Linked DNA regions of Mus musculus: region 1 is linked to region 2. The links are chromatin loops, found by intact Hi-C in ENCODE. Cell type or tissue: gastrocnemius. All regions are shown on one strand. Region 1 holds the start of Fbxl7 (F-box and leucine-rich repeat protein 7). Region 2 overlaps Fbxl7 (F-box and leucine-rich repeat protein 7).

Region 1 (4,000 bases), 110 kb after region 2:
TCTCCCCACACATTTTAAAAACATTAACTTCAATACCTTCAGAGAATGAGTGGCCAAGACTCTCCAATAATCTTTTTTTGGCCCACTTTCAACACTTGCTGTCTAAAAAGATTAACATTTCTTTCAAATATTTATCTCATGTATTTGCCCAGGACAAAACTATTATATATGCATGTGTATGTCTGCATATGTACAAAAAATATATGGATGGAATTCAAAACATGATAGTCTGGAAATGAATGATTTTTTTAATTGAGTGGATTTTTCTAGGGTTTGCTTTTAGTATAAGTTTTACAAAGTAGCTCAGAAGTAAACACAGATACAAACAGGGAGAGACGCCCCTACATTCTGTAACTATGGCTCCAAGTTTTGGACAGGCTGATAAGCGGTTCCTTAACACCAGATGCTGAATAGCTATTCTGCATTCCTGCCAGTCTGAAAGGGCTCTTCCCTCCTTTGTAACCGCCTGTGCTCTGGGGAAAGGCAGGAAAGCCAACCCAGTCTCCTCACTCCTTTCAACCAGGTTCACTCGATACAGACCTTAACTCTTGAACTGTAGAAAATGTCTTTGCTTTGTGCATATCAGGGACATGCTGTTAATCACAGGGGTTAAAACACTACTGGTATTATGCAAAGCGGGGAAGGCGGGACTGAGGAGGCAACCCACACATCCATCATCCCTTTAGGAGTAGGCGGAGTTTAAAGTTTCCCCCAACTTCCAAGTACTCACTTGACAGGCAATATTTCTGTGCAATTTCCAGCCCCGAGTAACAGATGGTGCTCTGCCTGTCTTGAGCCTCGAGAGAGCCCAGACAAAGCTCCCAGCCACTCCATGCCTCGCGGGACCCATAGGTGGTTAGTTTCACAGACCTGTCAGACCAGGGCAGTTAGCAAAGAATGGAAGCTTAACTTCTTCCCGAAGTTTTTTTCCTGATAGGAGGAAGTCCAGAGGACTAAAGCACAAAAAGGCCTGGGAAAGTTTTGACTGCTTCAATTCTCTGCCAAACCATCACCTAGACCAAGGTGCGCAGAGAAGGAAAAGCTGGGGCACACGTGTTCAGAAACACAGCAGAAATGCAACTTGAGCAGTCCTAAAGACAACCTGGAAAATTGCTTAAGAGACCCCAGTGGTGGAAAGGCACGTCCAGGTACCAGAGACTGGATCAAGCAGAGCCCAAAGGGAAGCCGGCTACCCCGACGTCACCAAAGTAGGGTGCGCCTGAGCTGTGTGCGAGAGGAAAGGGAGGGGGCGCGATCCGGGAGTCGGGGGAGGGGGTACGTTCGGCCCACTCACCCTCACTGCCGTACTGTTTGCCATTGTTCGCGCCCATCCTGTCGCCGTCATGCCCGCCTCCTCCCTGGACACTGCATAGCTGGGGCGCACCTCCCAGGCGGCGGGGCAGAGGAAAGCGGGCAGGACCGGACCCTTAGCTGCACATGCCCCTTCCAAGGGCCGATTTGGGCTTGGGGGTCCGCAGTGCTCTGCGACCGGAGGGGTGGGACTAGGTCCGCTCCTGGCACCCCCGAGGGTGGCGAGCCAGCTCCAGAGCAACCACCGGAGCTCTCAGATTCCGCGCTCCGGGCGAGTGGGAGCAGCGCGAAGCACAGCCCGCGCCCGGGTGCCGCCCCTAGACTCGCCGCTCCACCGCCGTGGGGTCCCCATGCGCCTCCGCGGTCCCCAGCCGTGCGAGCCGAGCCGCGCCTGCCCCAGGCTGTCCGGCTCCTCGGCCTCCGCCTCCGCCCTGCGCCCCCGTGCGTCCGCGGCTTCCCCGGGGAGGGCGCGGCGGCCACTTGTTGCGGTGCCCCGAGTGAGCAGAGACTTGTGGCCCGGCGCTGCTCGCCTGCGGGCCGGACTTTTGTTAGCGCCAGGCGCCTCCTCTCGCCGCCCAGCGTCAATCACAGCTGGAGCCCCCGGGAGGAAGGCCGGCCCGGAGATGCGCGGCCTTTTAAAGGGGCAGCACGCCTTTTCCGGGCTCCGGCTCCTGGTCCCCGCCAGGGCTCTGGCTCTCCGTGCCACTCGCGAACCCTCCGGCGTGAAGGACCGTGCTGCGCGCTGTGTTTTCTGTGGACTGTGGGCTTCAAGACGTTCTTCGAATTCCCCTGGAGTTGTCTACAAAAAAAATGGCCCATTTGTGACGTTTACTAGAAACATGCAGTCAGTGTCCGGTTCTGGCACATTTCTGGTACCTGTGCTGGCAATCTCCAGCGGCTCCTTGGGTTTCGGGGCTAACGCGAGGAATGGAGGAGGGGTAAGGAAAACTTGAGAGGAACTTAGCAAGGGAGTGGTCTCTGGAGAGCAAAGACATTCCCCGCCCTGAGAAGGAGGTTTCCTGGCTCTGAAGTTTTGAAAGCTTCCGAGACACGACTTTTTTTTCCCTCCTCATTTATTTATTTATTTTTCTTCTTGTAGTTGATGCCATCTTTTATTTAGTAACTTACTACTTCGTTTGGAGATTTACGTGGCGTTTGCAAAGCCCCCTCCTCCTTTAAATCGCCCTTTGGTGTTCCTTCCATTAAATAGGGAAAAAAAAAAGATAGAGAATCTTAATGTCCTACTCCATTTCTATGTAAGTGCCTAGAAAGTCTCACTGAAGATCAGAACGTTGTTCACGCAGATTTTTTTGGTGGTGAAACGAACACGCAGCAGTTTCTCCTTACAGATGTTGTAAATTAAATTAAAGCTTAGTGATATGTTTATCTTTATATATACATAATTCTTGAATAGAAACCCAGGAGTTAGTAAACAATGGCTTCTTATGAGATGATTTGACTTCTTGTAAATTCTCCTTAGATGAGTTCCTACAATGCTCTTCATTAAAGATAAAACATTATGTTTCAAAGTTTAAAATCTATCCTTAACCATGCAGATACCATATTCTTAAGTAAACGTGTAAACGTTCAAAGATAGAACAGAATAATTATTGTGTTGGGAACCTTTTTTGTCTTCTACTCCAAAGCCATAAAAGAATGTTTTAATGTCTTTTAAAATATCTAAACAGTAATGTGTAATTCCTAAACACTTGTCTAATGAGATAAAATTAAAAACATTAAAATTAAAATTAATTTATGATGGGCTCCCTACAAGATTCTGCTAGAAAACACAAAATCAATCTAAAAATGAGTAGACAGCAGGGCTGTCTTCCTGCACAAGATGGATTCTGCCTGGTCCTTGGGGTGACTTTGAAAATCTGAGCAATCTGCCTCCACTCCCCCTCAAAATTGCTAGGGTTGCAGGCATCTGTCTCCTACCTGGGTTTATATGGTGCAAAAGAACAAACCCAGGACTTCATTCATGCAGGGCAAACACTGTCTACCCACCGAGATAATCTACAGCCCTTGGTTCAGGAGGTTTCATGTCTCCATTTAAGAAACTGTGCGAATTTTACCCTTTTGGCAGCTTAGCTGAGGATAGACAGCACTAACTCAGGAAAGCAAGTGAGGCTCATCTCAGGCTTGGTGTGGCATTTTCAGTTTGTTATGCTTATGCTCTCTGTCCCTCTTTGTGGTTTACAAAGTATGGAAATGATGAAAAACAAAACCAAGGCTCAAAAAGTTCAGCCACCCAGAGTCCTCAGAGGAGAGCTCCAGACTACCCAGCTTCCGTCCTACCAGTCCAGGGGTTGCCTTGACTTGGCCATTACTCAACACAGAGTCAATGACCTGGTCTTTTGATCTGCCCATCTACCAAGATCTTTACTATTCAAGTAAAGCTGCCTGGGACAAGCATGTTGTAAAACAAAATAGGAAAAAAAAATGCTTAACATCACTCAAAAAAATAGAAGTTGACACAAATATTTGTTGGCCTACTCGTCATGAACGTTTGAGAACAGTAATCAAAAGAAAGAAAATTAGTATTCTTGTTAAACATCAAGGTGTATTCATATTTGAGTATACACACTACTTTTCAAAATTAAAATGTTGCATAAATGATTTTATGCAGGCCCAAAATTTGTTTTTTGCATACTTACCAACCCCCAAATTTTCATCACCAATTTACAAG
Region 2 (4,000 bases):
CCCAAGTCTAAGAAACTGAGCTCAGCTGTGACGAAAGGATGGACCATCTAGTGATTGCCATATGCAGGGATCCATCCCATAATCAGCATCCAAATGCTGACACCATTGCCTACACTAGCAAGATTTTGCTGAAAGGACCCAGATATAGCTCTCTCTTGTGAGACTATGCCGGGGCCTAGCAAACACAAAAGTGGATGATCACAGTCAGCTATTGGATGGGTCACACGGCCCCCAATGGAGGAGCTAGAGAAATTACCCAAGGAGCTAAAGGGATCTGCAACCCTATAGGTGGAACAACAATATGAACTAACCAGTACCCAGGAGCTCTTGTCTTTAGCTGCATATGTATCAAAATATGGCCTAGTCGGCCATCACTGCAAAGAGAGGCCCATTGGACTTGCAAACTTTATATGCCCCAGTACAGGGGAACGCCAGGGCCAAAAAGGGGGAGTGGGTGGGTAGGGGATTGGGGCGATGGGTATGGGGGACCTTTGGGATAGCATTGAAAATGTAAACGAGGAAAATACCTAATTAAAAAAAATAAAATTTAAAAAAAAAAAAAGAAACTGAGCTCAGATGCCCAGTACCGATGGAAAAGCCGGGTGCAGAGTTACATCTGTAACCTCATAGATGTTGAAGGGGTGACCAAGACACAACACCTAAAGCTTATTAGCCAGCCAGCCTTCCTGAATCAGTGAGCTCCAGGCTCAGGAAGAGAGCCTGTGCCAAAATAAATGGTGCAAAGCAACTAAGGAAGACATGCAGCATTGACTTCTGACCTCCACACACATACGTTTACATACATGTACACCTACATACAGGTACACACCTCTACCACACACACACACAAACACAAAATTCACTGGATAGTAAAACAGAGCCTCGAGGGCGAGAGACACCACCTTGAGTTAAAAGCATGATCTTTCCCTTCCTCGGTGAATCACATTAACTTGGTTTAAGAATATATCCTACAAGAAGCAGACAGAACCCAACATCCACCAGAGCAAATAAACAGAGACATATGCCTCAGCACACTCAAGTCAACTCTACTCTATCCTGGCTTAATCTGGGCATTGAAAATGTAAGAAAGCACTGGCTATATAAATAAGTGGGTGCATTTAGGCCCAGGAGAATATCACTATGAATTTCTTGTGCTCATGCCACATGCCTCAAATGAAAGATTTTTTAAAAAATAACTTTCTTTAAAGGAGTCACCTAAAGAGGCAATTCTACAGAGCAGTATCAAGGAACTCAAAGATGAACAGAAAAGTCACTAACTAGGTGGGTTAAGGTCCTCCACTGTGAGTAACTAGATTGCTTAAGGTCCTCCTTCATGGAATCATTAGTTATGCTAAGGTCCTCTGGCCTTCTAGATAAGACTGTAGTAGAAATCAGGGCCCACCTGGGTCCAACAACCTGTCTTCAACATTTCCACACAGCTTCCCTTGGTCTTGCAGCAAGCTCATAATAGACACAGAAACAGAGGGGGAGGGAACAAAAATCAAACACGTCCACCTGTAGAAAACAATAGCATCTTTGACTGGTTTTTGCTAGTACAGAAATTTTTTTTTTCTTTTTATGTTTTTAGTTCTGTTGGTTTTTTTCCCCTAGTTTGTTCATTCCAACAGTGCAGCATCCAACTCCTGCTTGGCAAATTATTAGAGGTGCATAATCTTTTTAAAAAATTTTTCATTCCCATTGTCCCAGTTATTTCTTTTTTGTTTTGTTTTGTTTTTCGAGACAGGGTTTCTCTGTGTAGCCTTGACTGTCCTGGAACTCACTCTGTAGACCAGGCTGGCCTTGAACTCAGAAATCCGCTTGCCTCTGCCTCCCAAGTGCTGGGATTAAAGGTGTGCTCCACCACCCCAGGCATTTCTTTGTAAATACCCTTTTCCAGTCTTGCAAGACAGCAGGTGAAAAAGCTGAGAAGCCTGAAACAAAGGAAAAGCAACCTGCAGCCAAGAAGTGGTGCCTCAGCTGGTGGGTGTCTCAGCTGGTGCCTCAGCTGGTGTGGCCAGAAAGGAAGGCCTAAGATTAAAATCCCAATGCAAGGGCAGAACTCTGTCCTGGGGAGAGGAAATCGTAGGTACTCCTGATTTGCTAAGCACTCCAGAAAGGCCTTGTGTAAAAGAAAATACTCAGCTACAAAGTGAAAAGAAGAAAAAGAAGCCGACCGCTGCTACTGTTATAAAACCATCCCGCAGCAACAAGAATGGTGGTGACCAGTGTAGTTCCACTTTGCAAAAGGCCTAGGCAATATCCTGCTGGAGACAAGCCACGGAAGCCACTGAGTCATGGGGAGATGTGCATCAGCCTGCACACGAATAAGCTATATGCCAGCACCATCCCCAGTACCATCTGACCACCCTCACCAGGCGCCACCCCAGTGAGAGAGTGGTTTTCCTCGAGCATCTGGGCTATGGCTGCTACTTGTCCCTGAACCTCTTGACCTCAACTGAGCTCCTCTGTGTAGACCACACCAAAAGTTTGTTATTGCCACCTCTTTGAAAGTTGCTACTGACGAGGTTAAAATTCCCAAAGACCTGACTGAAGCTTACTTCAAGAAGAAGCGTTTGTGCATACCCAGGTACCAGGAGGCAGAAGTCTCCCCAATAGAGAGATACCACTAATGGAGCACGGCTAATCAGGATATCATGCACACGCTGATATTTCTAAATATCAAAGCTGTTCCTCAACTCCACAGCTCTCTGTGAGCTCAGCTCTCTCTGACTGGTAGTCTAAATTGCTAACCAGGAAATCAAAGAGCTTCCTGTGCTATGGAAGAAGGGAGAAAGGAAGAAAGAAAGGAAGGAAGGGAGGGAGGGAGGGAGGAAGGAAGGGAGGAAAGAAGGAAGGGAGGAAAGAAGGAAGGGAGGAAGGAAGGATAAACAAAAATGAACAAACACACAAACTGGCCATTCCTTAAATTTCAAGCTCCTAAGACTGTGCAGGTATCTAGCCTGATAAGCAACATTTACAAAACAACCATCTCACTGGAGCAATCCCTGAGAGGAACAGCTGACCTGGCCATGTTTAAAGAATGGCTAGCTGAACTAATAACTTCATTTTCCTCCAGAGGAAGATGAAGGCTGCTCTGTTGAGATGGCACCTTTAAAGCTACATCCTCATGCTATGTGCTCTATGAAAGTCAAAATTCAGATTGCGTTCTAGGAGACATCACAACCCAGACCAGTTCATTGACCCCACTCAAGGCTGGTTGGCGTGTGCCCCCATTCAATCTCCATAAGATGTGATTTACACTGTTTGTGGTCAGAGGACATAATTTTTAGGATGGGATACTTGAATGGATGATGGGTAGGAACGACTTCAAAGACTAGAGGAAGACAAGCAACATGACTGGAAGTAATTATGTTGGGACTTGCAAGATTGGCATGCAGATGACGCTGGGAAACTAGAAAATACCCAGCTTTCTATACTTCGACCTAACCCCCCTATAGTGTCAGGAAACCAGGAGCTTAAAGTATTACAAGGAATATAATGGGCTATAAAGAGAGCCTGTATCAGTTGTCAGGGAGAACTCCATGTCTCTAGCATATACCTTAGATACACACAATGTTTGCAAGAGAACATTCCTTGTGGGACTATAATACCATTCTCAGCTAAGTGTTATAATGTACACTGTAATACTAGCACTTGGGAAGCCAAGGCAGAGAGACAGCAAATTCAAGGGTAGCCTAATCTACATAGAAAACCTCTATATCAGATTAAGAAGTATCTTTTTTTCTCATGGGTTTAATAAATGTTATGAACGTATTTCATGAAAACATGAAACACATCTCCAAATGAGCCTCCATGAAGCAGGCACTGAACATTGCCTAGGAACCCAAGACCACACACATGTCAGGCCATAGCCACAGAGCTGGTCTTGCTATGTCCTGCTTCCCTTCCAAACCTCAGAGGCACCAGTTTCAAGGTGCTGTTACTATGGTTTACACATGAGTTTGCATAAGTGTCAGCTTACTCTACAGCCTTCACCACT

The links. A loop is a pair of places that touch in the nucleus more often than their neighbours do. Peaks named below come from ENCODE experiments on the same cell type or tissue, not always from the same donor. Only the 100,000 strongest peaks of a DNase experiment are listed, where the experiment ranks them.
Region 1: a loop joins it to region 2, with 2.0 times the contacts of the local background. A loop is called at or near these places in 4 of 42 quality-filtered maps.

The regions. Positions count from the first base shown.
Region 1 is chr15:26,893,719-26,897,718 of GRCm38, forward strand. Fbxl7 (F-box and leucine-rich repeat protein 7) reads right to left here and starts at 1,846. Exons shown (of 4, transcript NM_176959.3): 1 at 1,295-1,846. The coding sequence starts at 1,331. In gastrocnemius, a CTCF peak has its summit at 1,856; DNase peaks (open chromatin) are centred at 1,327 and 1,826; H3K4me3 peaks cover 2,725 bases; H3K27ac peaks cover 2,167 bases.
Region 2 is chr15:26,782,322-26,786,321 of GRCm38, forward strand. The region is part of intron 2 of Fbxl7 (F-box and leucine-rich repeat protein 7); the gene reads right to left. It also overlaps the pseudogene Gm18093. Among named protein-coding and RNA genes, the nearest start is that of Fbxl7, 110 kb to the right of the region's middle. In gastrocnemius, no CTCF peak of the experiment used is centred here; a DNase peak (open chromatin) is centred at 2,329.